3 separate regions of the Mus musculus genome follow, and all the other regions are linked to region 2. The links are chromatin contacts, found by Hi-C or POLR2A ChIA-PET in ENCODE. All regions are on one chromosome and are shown on one strand. The core of a region is the stretch at or near the end of the contact, and the rest is flanking DNA. Distances in the headings are between cores, read along the strand shown.

Region 1 (3,946 bases), core at 451-2,950, 44 kb before region 2:
TGCCTGGACTACTGGCCAATAGGCTTCCCACCTTCCTTGAGAACCATCTAGTTTGTTGTGACCAGTTGGGAAGGAAACCCTTTTACACAGAACCAGTGTTCATCTCAGAATTAGGAGGAGAGAATTAAATAAAAGCTGTGCAAAGAAATCTCTATATGCACACTATAAAATTCCCTTAAAAAAAAAAAAAAACCCTGCTGGGTCGTGGTGGCGCACGCCTTTAATCCCAGCACTCAGGAGGCAGAGGCAGGCAGATTTCTGAGTTCGAGGCCAGCCTGGTCTACAGAGTGAGTTCCAGGACAGCCAAGGCTACACAGAGAAACCCTGCCTTGAAAAACCAAACCAACCAACCAAACAAACAAAAACCTACACATTTCATCTAACATGAAGAAGAGGGGAGAGAGAGCCTTATTTCTTGGAATTCACTCTGAGGCCTTAGCTAATATCGTCTGTTGAGGAAGCACAGAATATACCACCCGGCTTTCCACCGTTCTGACTACTAGGATACATTCGACAAGAAGGTATTAACTCTTAAATAATGCTCCAATTTAGATCGCCCTTAACAGGCACCTATAGCCTCCTTGGCCTCATATGCAGTAAGCCTGGGCCAGGCCAGTCACTGGGCACTCCTCACTTCATCTGTTCATTTTCTACCTGCTTATATCGCTGTGACTGAGCAAGAGATAAAAGGTTCACCTCTGCCCTGAAAAGCCTGTGTTGTCACCATCACTCTGCCTGCCAGGACTAGGGAAAGGGCACTGGCCTCACTGGCGCAGGAAACGGGAGTGGAGTGCAAGGCCAAGAAAGAGATGAAGGTCCACCATCTTTTCAGGAAGAGGAGACCTTTTCCCCTGGGGCTGGCTCACTTTGTTTTCTCCAAAGGATAAATAAGGGATGTCAGGCATTGTGGTGCCATGCGAGAATGCGGAGGAAGGGACTGGAAAAATCACAAGTTCAGGGCCACTCTACAGTACTCAATGAGTGTGAGGTCAGCCTAAAACTACACGAGACAGTCTCTCAACATCACACTAATTTTAAAAGGAGACTTCTTTGACTACTCGCACGAAAGAACTAAGGGTCTGGTAAAAGAATGAGGAAAGACTGTGCGGTAAAAAGGCGTTTCGGGTTAAGAAAGATACTATCATGGACATATGGACCTTTGGAGCTTAAAGATTATTTTGTTCTGTGAATCCTGCTACTGAAAGGAGAGGCGATTTTAATAATTTACAGAAGGCGATCCTGGTGGGTCCAGCCTGTGATCTCTGTACTCCCAGTGGCGGAGGCTGAAAGACTGCCGCGAGTTCCAGATCAGCCTGGGATACCGAGTGAGAGAGCCTTGCCTCAACAACAATCCGACAATCGAAAGCAAGAGAAGTTTGTAAGGGGCTCGTGAAACAGCTCTTTACGGTTAGTGTTCCCCTTCGCAGGGAGATGTGCGGTTTGGACACAGCCAGCTAATAAAGAGGGCCGGGGTCGAACTCAGACCACCTCCCCCGCTGACCACTGAAGAGATTCTCCCGCCCCGCTCAGAAACCTCAAGTTCCTCTAACCCCCACGATGGATCCTCTCCCCGATACTTCTGGTCTTTCCCATCGTGCACTCTTACTTTCCAGAAGCTCCTCCAGTTCCCGGTCGTCTTCGACCCCAACACCGCAACCTTCCTCAGCAGCCGCCATCTTACTGCCTCCGACTTGCCGTAGGAGGTGGAACCACTGGCGCCACCACATGCCCCGCCCCAACCCCGCCCCCATGACTTGAGCAGCCAATAATATCGTTCTACCGTGCAGGACCGCCATTTTTAAAGGGACAGGAGACTGGGTTTGTTTTTGTTTTTGTTTTTTTTCTTGGGTTGGGCCTCAAACCTAGGTTCTTGCACGTATTAAGCAAGCACTCGGCTACTGGAGCTACAGAGCCACAGCGGTTTGCCTTGAACTAGATAGATTGCTCAAGCTGGTCCAGAAATCGGGGTCTCCCTTCCCCGTCTCCACTTCCAAACTACTTGACCCATGAGGCCCAGCTGTATTGTGGGGGCGGGTCAGAAGGGGTGGGAGGGTTTATTGCGTTTTGCTTGCCCCATCTTTAACCTGGAATCTTTAATCTGGGTTTTGTTTTCAGGCAGGGTTTTCTAATCCTACTGTCTCCACCTCCCAAGGACAGAGATTACAGCACAGGGCTCAGCTAAAATACGAAGCTATTAAACGAGCAATTTTTCGCTTGAGACAGGATTGCCAAATTGAAGCAACCTTGGTTTCATCCTCAAAGCACACGTGGTAGGAGAGATGTCTATCATGTGCTGGCTCTGACCTCCGAATATGCTCCTTGACATATACACAAAACAGATAAACAAAGATCATCCAATTTATTTTTAGCGTATAATGAGCATCTACTGTTGTATACAATCGTGCTGAGCACAGTGAAATCTACAAGTGGATCAGGGATGGTCCTACCTGTAGAGGTTGACTGGAGATAGAATTGGAAACACAGATGTTACTTAAGCAGATTAAAAAACAAGCATTCTTTCTTTGAATCATTTCTTTCAGTTTTCTTTGTGTGTTGGGGGGATTGTCTTGTTTTTGTTTTATCGAGAATGTTCTGTATGTAGCCTTGGCTTTCCTGGAACTCTGTAGACCAGGCTGGCCTTGAACGAAAAAAATACTCTTGACTCTGCCTCGAGGGTGGTGGCATTAAATGCGTGTACCACCACACCTGTCTCTCTTTTCTATTCAGCTGGCAAGAAGTGGCAAATCCCTTTGGAGCTAGAGCAATAGGTGGTTGGCAGCCACCAGATGTGGGTGCTGGGAACTAACCTGAGTCCTCTGCAAGAACAGTCTTTGCTCTAAACAGCTAAGCCATCTCTTTAACCACCATGATATCTTTTTTTTTTTTTTTTGAGACAGCATCTTGCTCTTTAGCCAATTGTTCTGCTTTAACCTTCCAAGAATCCGAATTATGGCTGTGAATTGCTGTGCCAGATTCTTGCCTGACCTTGAAGGAAGAATGTATAAAACTTAAGAAAATATTCCCGTAATATACACATTTTTGAGAAAGCAGTCTTAGTTTGAGGATTATATTTAAGAAAGCAACTCTTAAATCTGAAAACACTAAAGTCCTGTGCTCTTTGGAGCAGCTTTTCCTCCTCAGTCAGGCACACTCCCCCCCCCCCACACACACACACAATGTATGTTCCAGTTTACTCATTGCAGCAATGCTGATAATCAGCATAAATAACCCAGATACTATGAGGAAAACCTAAACACACAACACACATATAAAACTTTAAAATGTCTTGAATTAAAAAAAAAAAAAGATTATGTTCCTGCCATGTATAAAAGGAAGGTGGGGAAAAACACAGTGATATACTTATAAATATATACTTTTTGAAGGCCATAAGGAAACTGGTAAGTAGTTACCTGTTTGGGGAAAACTAATAGGAACTGAGTGGCTCAGGAAAAAGATACACAAGGCAGTTAGTTTTTTGGGTTTGTTTTGATTTTTTTTCCTCTGAGACAGGGTTTCTCTGTGTAGCCCTGGTTGTCCTAGAACTCATTCTGTAGACCAGGCTGCCTCATACTCAGACATCAGTTGGCCTCTGCCTCCCTAGCGCTGGGATTAAAGGCGTGTGCCACCACCACTGGGCAGTAATTGTGAGTGTATAGGTGGAATGGTGCCTACACACGATGATGCTTGTGTGGAGGTCATGTGCTGCCCTGGGGAGCAAGTTCTCTCCTCCCACCATGCGGATCTCCATGATCAAACTCAGGTTGTCAGTCATGACCTCCAAGTGCCCTTACTTCCTACGCCATGTCACTGGCCTGACAGTAAAGGTCTAAAGACTGGTGTCTGAACTTCACGGATATATTATCAGTTGAAAAAAGAAAGGGGCTGGTGAGATGGCTCAGTGTTAAGAGCACCGACTGATTGCTCTTCCAAAGGTCCTGAGTTCAAA
Region 2 (3,949 bases), core at 708-3,207:
CTTAACTGATTCAGCGATCTTAATGAACTCTCAAATACTGATTTCCCTAATGCCTTTCTAGTGCACAAGAAGAAATCTGAAAAGAGCTCATAGAAAATGAAGACTCATTTCAACTACTCAAATACCAGAGACTCGTTTGTGTTTGTTCTTTTTATTAAGTACATGCACAGGTGAGTTCAGGTGCCCACAGAGCCCAGAAGAGGGGTCAGGTCACCTGGAGCTGGAATTACAGGTGGATGTGAGCTGCTGAATGGGGAACCAAACTCATGTCCTCTGAACAGACAGTAAATCTTAATTGGGCCAACTCTTCAGCCCTAGAACCTTTTTTTTTAGAATAGGATCTCAGTGTGTCTCAGTGTAGCTTTGATTGGCCTGCCGCTCGATACGTTGACCAGGCTAGCCTCCAACTCACAGAGATCCACCTGCATCTGGCTCCTGAGTGCTGCAATTAAAGCCACCATGACTGGCACCACACATGATAATTCTTTTCTCTTCTTCTTTTTTTGCCATTTCGAGATAAGGTCTCTCTATGTAACCCTGGTGGTACTAAGAATTCTTACTGGCACCCTTTATAATCAAATTTCCCATGACACTTAGAAACTGCCCAGAATATAGCCTCCATTAAAGAACCTCCAGTTTCTGAATTACTAAGTCTTGCCAGGCACTATTATAAACACAGTTAATGTACTTTCTCATTTTAATTCTCTTTATAAGAAAGTGTTAACTATCCTTATTTTTAAAGATAAGAATATAGAGATTTAGAGATAGTAAGGAGACACCTTAAGGCGGCTTGTTAGTAGACGTTTCAGAATTCCTAAGCAAGTCTGACTGACTCCAATAAACAAATTCTGAACCACTTCACTATAATGCATATCATGAAATAGTCCAGATATATTTTTTATCAGATTTCCATAGACTTAATTTTTCTAATATCGACATTTTCAAAGAGTGTGATCTCAGGCCTTTGTCTTTCAAGACTTATCACCAAAAATTTAGCTGTTTACCTGGTATTCAAATCTAACACAAAGCATCTGTATTTCACCGGACAATCTTACCCAGGCTCGGGACCTGGTGGGGCAGTAGGCCTCCATTCTCTCACTCCAAATAGGCCAAAAATAAATAAATAAATAAATAGTCCAGCGGAAGCACTGGACATGGAAATGGAGCAGACGGGCTACTGGAGTAGCCAGTGACAGAAGCTGAGACTCAAACCCCAGAAACACTCCATACAACCTGGTTATCAGAAAGCATCCAAGTCATAAGGCCTTAAGAACAGAAAGGGCTGGCACACCCCCCCAGAAGAGGTGGCTGGAAGGAGTAGGGAGCCGGCCTAAGGTTAACGAGCCACGACACGATAAGTTCCAGGACATACGAAGCAGCACGGACTGCAGACTACTCCACTAACCCTAAGCCGCTCCCTCGGTTATTCCTCCGGGTTCTTCCAGGAGGCCCGACGCGGTCAGCGAGTCCTGCCTTAGTGACAGCACCACTACCCCCAACACCCAACCTCCGCTGTTCCCGTTTCTTCTCCACTACCTTTGACCCGCGCGCTCTTCGTCTCGAATTTGGTTAGCATCCTTCAGGCCTCGGGCTCCTAGGTCAGGTTAGCGGGTCCCGCCGCTCCCGGTGGCACTCCCAAGGCTTCCACGTCAGCTACTCCCGGGTCGCGGCTCCCGGAAGCTCCTCGGACAAGGACTTCCGGTCTCTGGAGCGCTGGGCCACAGAGACGATGCTAGCGGAAGCCTAGAGAGGCCGCTACGAGTCTGGAAGGGACCTGAGGCTTCCGCCCAGCGGAGAGGCAAGATGGCTACGACTAGGGGCGGCTCTGGGCCTGACCCAGGAAGTCGGGGTCTTCTTCTTCTGTCTTTTTCCGTGGTACTGGCAGGTGAGGTCACCCCACCCCGGAGCTCTGGTCTTTAAGAGGAGCCGTCCGGAACGGCCCATCGCTAGTGCAGGCAATGCCCTTCTGGTTCCGATTGCCCCTCTGTCCCCCGCCCTGGAAATCCTTCTTGTCTTTCGTTCCCATGACATAAGTTCCTCCTTTGCCTGGACCTGCATTTCCTTAGTTCTCTCCAGCCCTTTTCTGGGTTTCCAGCCTGATTCTCTTCAACCTTTCTCGCATGCCTCGTTCTCTGTTTAAAGCCCAGCCACCCCATCAGCCATCAAAAGGGACAGGTGTGAAAAGCTCAGCCCCCTTCCTCCGGTTTAGTATGTTTGAGATCAAAACAGTCTCGTTTCGTGGTCTTTGTGCGACGTTGAAAAAATGAGAGCCCCCGTTTCCTCCTGTTGGTTCTAGCCTAAATTTGTGTTCCTTGTTTTCTTAGCTTACTAAAGTGAGGCTAACGTTAGCTTAGCTGCTTTAAACTGTTAAGAGGGAAGTAATGATTCAAGGAATCTTAGACGTTTAATGTATATGAATATTTTCTTTTTTTCCAATCTAATGTCTATTTAGTGATCTTTAAATTATGAAGTACAATCAGTAACACACCTGTAATTATTTATAGTGTGTTCAACTAAGAGTTAAGCAAAGATATATATATATATCTTTCTAGGTAAGCCCTGAAATGCAGCCATTTCCTTGTATAGCCATGACTCCGTCTTTCTCAACATTCACATTGCTTTTGATTAGCTTCAAGGGAGGAACTGTAGCTGTCCCATACTCTAGGTGTGTGGGCAAATGGTCTGATATTTCATTAACTGACCAGGTGTGTGGCATAACGTTTCTTCTCCTAGGTCTGTTCAGATTCTTAGGTGGTTTTTGTTGTTAGTGCTTTTCTTTGTTTGGTTTTGGCAATCTATATTCTTAGACCAGAGCTCTTTTGATAACTAATTAGTAATGTACAGGCAAGCTAAAAGAAGCAGACTTGTTTAGCCCTGAAACTTGACGCCGGCACATCTGAAGTCAAAGACTTTTGACAATCACCTTTTAGCTTTATAATTAATCGATCATCATGGAGTCTAATAACTTTCTAAAATACACAGCTAGGTCCTCTTTACAATACTTATGTTCCAATAATGTGGCCAAGAAGTGAAAAGAATGATCATTAATCTTGTGTTAGACAGTATGATCGTGAATGCTTTACTGAAACCATGAATCGAGCTGATGATGATAGAGGCTAATACCAAATTATCTTTCACTTTTTCCTAATACTGTTTATCTTCTGATCAGGATTGTGTGGGGGAAACTCAGTGGAGAGGAAAATCTACATTCCCTTAAATAAAACAGCTCCTTGTGTCCGCCTGCTCAACGCCACTCATCAGATTGGCTGCCAGTGTAAGTTGGAATTGGAATTTGTATTTGTGGTCATTAATAATTCAGTTTGTATCCTGGATACTCAGAAATACTCATATCCTGCTTAGGAGTCTTGGCATTCAAATTACAGTGTATGTATAGAAGGTGATTATCATCTGTCAAACCAGGCAAGATAATTAATAAGAGCTGAAACTTAGTAAATGCTCTTTTAAAGTGTGCATTTTATTTTTGCCTCTGCAACAATCCTTGTTATTAACACTGTACAAATGATGAAACTAAAACTTGAGAAAAATGGATTAACTTTCCCAGCAGGATCATGCTAGTAAGAAATCAAACTAGGATCTTGTCTTTGTCAGGGTTTCTATTCCTGGACAAAACATCATGACCAAGAAGCAAGTTGGGGAGGAAAGGGTTTATTCAGCTTACACTTTCCACATTGCTGTTCATCACCAAAGGAAGTCAGGACTGGAACTCAAGCAGGTCAGGAAGCAGGAGCTGATGCAGAGGCAATGGAGGATTGTTACTTACTGGATTGCTTCCCCTGGCTTGCTCAGCCTGCTCTCTTATAGAACCCAAGACTGTCAGCGCAGAGATGGTCCCACCCACAAGGGGCCTTTCCCCCTTGATCACTAATTGAGAAAATACCCCACAGCTGGATCTCATGGAGGCACTTCTCCAACTGAAGCTCCTTTCTCT
Region 3 (3,629 bases), core at 502-3,001, 55 kb after region 2:
GGTCTGGGAAACAAGCTGGCAGAATGTGAATATAATTTACACTAAACATAAAAGAGATCCTGCCCGCAACGTAATGTGGCAGTTCTAACACTGTCAAGTTATAGACTAGTGCTCAACACTGGAGGTGTGCTTTGGACAGGTAAGGGGACTCTGAGGTCTTTCTGTCTCCTTTTACTGTCTTCCACTGTTCTGCTCTTTCCTTGCATTCCTGGTGTGGTTACAGGACCCCCAGAGCAGTCCAGTGCCTGGCACATGACAGACGTAGGTGAAGGAAGGTCATTGTGTTTGCAGAGACTGTGGTACTTGAAACTATGACTGTATTTCATTCACGTCGTCTTAACGCTAAGTTCTTTGCTAATATGCGGGAACAGTGGCTGGAGAGAAACAAGGGTTTGGGCAGAGCTGAAGGGAAGCAGCGTTTGTTTAGCTTCTTCACCTTTGAACAGCCATATGCGGACAAAGACAATCTGTCCTCATTTGGGGACTGGTTCGAATGTATAACAGAGATGTGCCTGAGTTTTAGGGAAGACTCCATTAGAGAAAGGAACAGAGACTGGGAGTCGCCTTCTCTGGGATTTCTTAATCACAGGGTTGGGAGGGGCAGGTATCAGAATTGGAAGGTGGAGATGGTGGGGGTGTGGAAACGTGTTCGAAGATGCTTTTGAAGCGGCACTGTTCTAGGTAAGTGGCAGGTTACAAGGTAAATAGTACTAGCAGCAATGTAATAATGTAATAATACTTTTGCTTTCATTCACTCCGAGGGCAACCTGGCCTTCCCACAGCTACTTTATGGTGGGCTCGTCCCTGTTGGGTTCCTAGGCACTTTAGCAACTCTAACTGGTTTGTTTCTTAGTGTGCTCTGAACTGGAAATGCCCTAAATGTGCCAGATATTTTATTCTAGCCTACATTCCCTGGGTCCTACCTGCAAAGCTAAATTAGCCAAAAGTTTTGGAGTTCCGCATCCACCCGGGTTTTTTTTTTTTTTTCCTCTCTCTCTAGGCTTCCTGGGAGAAGGCCCCCCTCTCCTCTGGTGCCCCAAGTCGCGGGCCCTCGTCTTCTCCCCCTCCCCCTCTCCCCTAGGGCAGGATTCCCTTTGTAATTAATCCCAACACTCAAACCAGAGGGGAGGAAAACGTGTTAATGAGTGAGCGTCCCAGTCTGACTAGGCGGTCTTCGCTCACAGCTAGAACACCGAGTAATTAAATTATTTTTGGAAGAAGGAGGGGTATGGTGTCAGGGAAATACCGTATACATGGGAGAGGGGCCTGTCTCTTGTCACTAATTAATATCAGGGATGACCCTTTTCGCAGTTCTAGGCCGGAGGGGACCAATCTTCCCCACGTCTCAGATTCCACTGGAGTTTGTGAGACCAGGTTTGTGGTTCTAAAGAAGAGAATATGGCCAACATCAGGGCCTAGGGGAAAGGTTTTCAATCGGGGGTCGAAGAAGACAGCTCCAAGAGGGGCTGCGGGCTGGACCAAAGCCAAGAGCCGAGGCAGCTTCGAGCACACCTTCCTGGCCAGGTCTGGAAGCCAGGAGCGGATTCCCAGGATCCAGAGGGCGCAGGGCATGGCCAGGCGCAGGGCTGGGGGTGCCGCGACTCGGGGAAGAGCCGGGCCGCAGACAATGGACGCAGCAGCGGGAGGGGCGGCGGCTGCGGGAACAGCCGGGAGGCGGCACCTGGGAGCTCTCTCCCCGCCCCCTGCCCCCTTCTGGTCCCCTCCCCCTCTGGTCCCCTCCCCCTCCGCCGCCGGCTCCAGATCTGATTCCTGATCCCCGATTGCTTGGTTCTGGGTCCCGCCATGGGAGCCTGAGTGCCCTGCAGTCCCCTCCGGCCCCCTGCCCCCGGGGCCTCGAGGGGGAAACAGGCGAGTGGTCTGGGACGGAGCCGGGGTGAGCGACCTCAGGAGCCCCCCTCGTCAACCCCCATCGCCCGCGCTGCCGGTTCTGGAGCGCGGAGTTCGGAAAGACCGGGTGCGCTGCGGATACAAAGGCGCGGAGCGGAGTGGGGCGTGCGCCCAGTCCACCGGGCTGTTCGCAGTGGCGGGTGAGTGGCGGGCCGCGGGGGCGCGGGCAAAGTTTGCGGAAAAAAAAAAGGAAAGAAAGAAAGAAAGCAACAGAAAAAAGAAGGAAACCATGCAAAAGACCAGGGAGCGCCCGGCCCTGGAGAAAGCAGGATGGCTTCTGGGGGAAGGGGGGCTTGAGGCACCCCCTTCCGGTCTGTCCTCCACTGCACAGCGGAGTAACCCCAACTTTGGGGAGGGGAAGGGGCGTATGGGGAAGGGGCGGAGCCCAGGCCTTAAGAGCCGGGGACTTTCCTGGGCCGGGGGGCCCAGGGCGGGCGCCTGAACGATCCCAAGGGAACCCATTGAAGCCGGGGATTGGGTAGCGTGTGTTGGAGGTGGTGGGAGAGGCCGTGGAAGGATCGGAGGCTGGAGGTATTGGAAGCTGAAGGTATGTAGGGATGCATACACACCTTTGGAGTGTGGGGAGGAAGGGGCAGGTATGTGTTTAGGGGGTAGAGTGGATCCTTGAGAGATGGCCCCGCACAGCAGTGTGTGTGTGTAGCCCAAGGATGGGACTTGCGGCGATACTGGTGAATGTGTGTTGGGGTGTGTGTGGGGAACCAACGACATCATATTTGTCCCTTGTCCTATTTACTCATCGAAGGTCCTAAGCACTGCATTAGTGAGTTTTAAAGGGTTGGTTGGGGGATCAGTATGCATGATTCTTTGTTTTGTGTGTGTATGTGTGTGTGTGTGTGTGTGTGTGTGTGTGTGTGTGTGTGCATATACGCTTTGACGTACTGCGTGTTCCTGCAGGTGGGCCCTGGGTTTGGATGTGTAGATGTTTCTCTCTCTCTCTCTCTCTCTCTCTCTCTCTCTCTCTCTCTCTCTCTCTCTGTGTGTGTGTGAGAGAGAGAGAGAGAGAGAGAGAGCTGACCACACACATCTGCTGTGTATTTGGGTATGTATTTGTGTGTATACTCAAGGGAAGGGGTGTGTGTCTGTGTGTGTATGTGCTGAGAGAGGGGCTTATGGGAAAGAGATGGGCAGGTATTAGAGAAGGTGGGTTTATAAAAGCTGAATGGGTGGTAGGCATATATGGGGTAGGTGTGTATGCACCTGTGTGGTGGGAAGGGGTGTGAGTGTGTGTGTGTGAATCTGTGCTCTTGTGAGTAACCTGTACTGATGGATAGCTGTGGATATGTGCTCGTCTTTGCTAGTGTGTATTTTGAGTGTGTATTGGGGGTACCTCTTGTCTCTGCAGGCAGATTTTCCTGGCAGAAAGCCCACAGGGAAGGCTGTCTGCAGGATTTGAATGGCCCTGCCTAGATTCAAGGGTAGTGTCTTGAGTGTGTGAGACCCCTGTGAGGATTGTGCATTGGGGGGGGGGTAGTGAGTAGTGAGTTGTCTTAGGTGATGTTTATTTGGGGAGATGGACTTTTCTGGGAGCTGGTGTGTGTTGTGGGGGCTGGGGAGGTGGAGGAGCCCAGTCGTCTTAAAGGAATTTTGGGGTTCAGGAGTCAAGGACATAATAGTGGCCTTCCTCGCTGTCACAGGCTGGGCTTTAGTGCCCTTTGAGGCCATACGCTTGGCTTCTCTGACCCAGTTACTCTCTTTGAGGC

The links. A loop is a pair of places that touch in the nucleus more often than their neighbours do. ChIA-PET counts read pairs that join two places held with the same protein, here RNA polymerase II (POLR2A).
Region 1: a map of heart shows a loop between it and region 2 (2.1-fold over the local background). The contact joins the promoter of Pex19 here to the promoter of Copa in region 2. A Hi-C loop is called at or near these places in 2 of 37 maps with a recorded cell type or tissue (T-helper 2 cell and heart). POLR2A ChIA-PET finds 5 or more read pairs at or near these places in 3 of 5 experiments (Patski and embryonic stem cell).
Region 3: POLR2A ChIA-PET joins it to region 2 with 19 read pairs in Patski. The contact joins the promoter of Vangl2 here to the promoter of Copa in region 2. POLR2A ChIA-PET finds 5 or more read pairs at or near these places in 2 of 5 experiments (Patski and embryonic stem cell).

Annotation. Positions count from the first base shown.
Region 1 is chr1:172,124,509-172,128,454 of GRCm38, reverse strand. It overlaps Pex19 (peroxisomal biogenesis factor 19), which reads right to left and starts at 1,700. Exons shown (of 8, transcript NM_023041.3): 1 at 1,607-1,700. The coding sequence starts at 1,676.
Region 2 is chr1:172,080,537-172,084,485 of GRCm38, reverse strand. It overlaps Copa (coatomer protein complex subunit alpha), which reads right to left and starts at 1,957. Exons shown (of 33, transcript NM_009938.4): 1 at 1,537-1,957. The coding sequence starts at 1,576. Ncstn (nicastrin) reads left to right here and starts at 1,737. Exons shown (of 17, transcript NM_021607.3): 1 at 1,737-1,885; 2 at 3,170-3,274. The coding sequence starts at 1,804.
Region 3 is chr1:172,025,417-172,029,045 of GRCm38, reverse strand. Vangl2 (VANGL planar cell polarity 2) reads left to right here and starts at 1,751. Exons shown (of 8, transcript NM_033509.4): 1 at 1,751-2,048.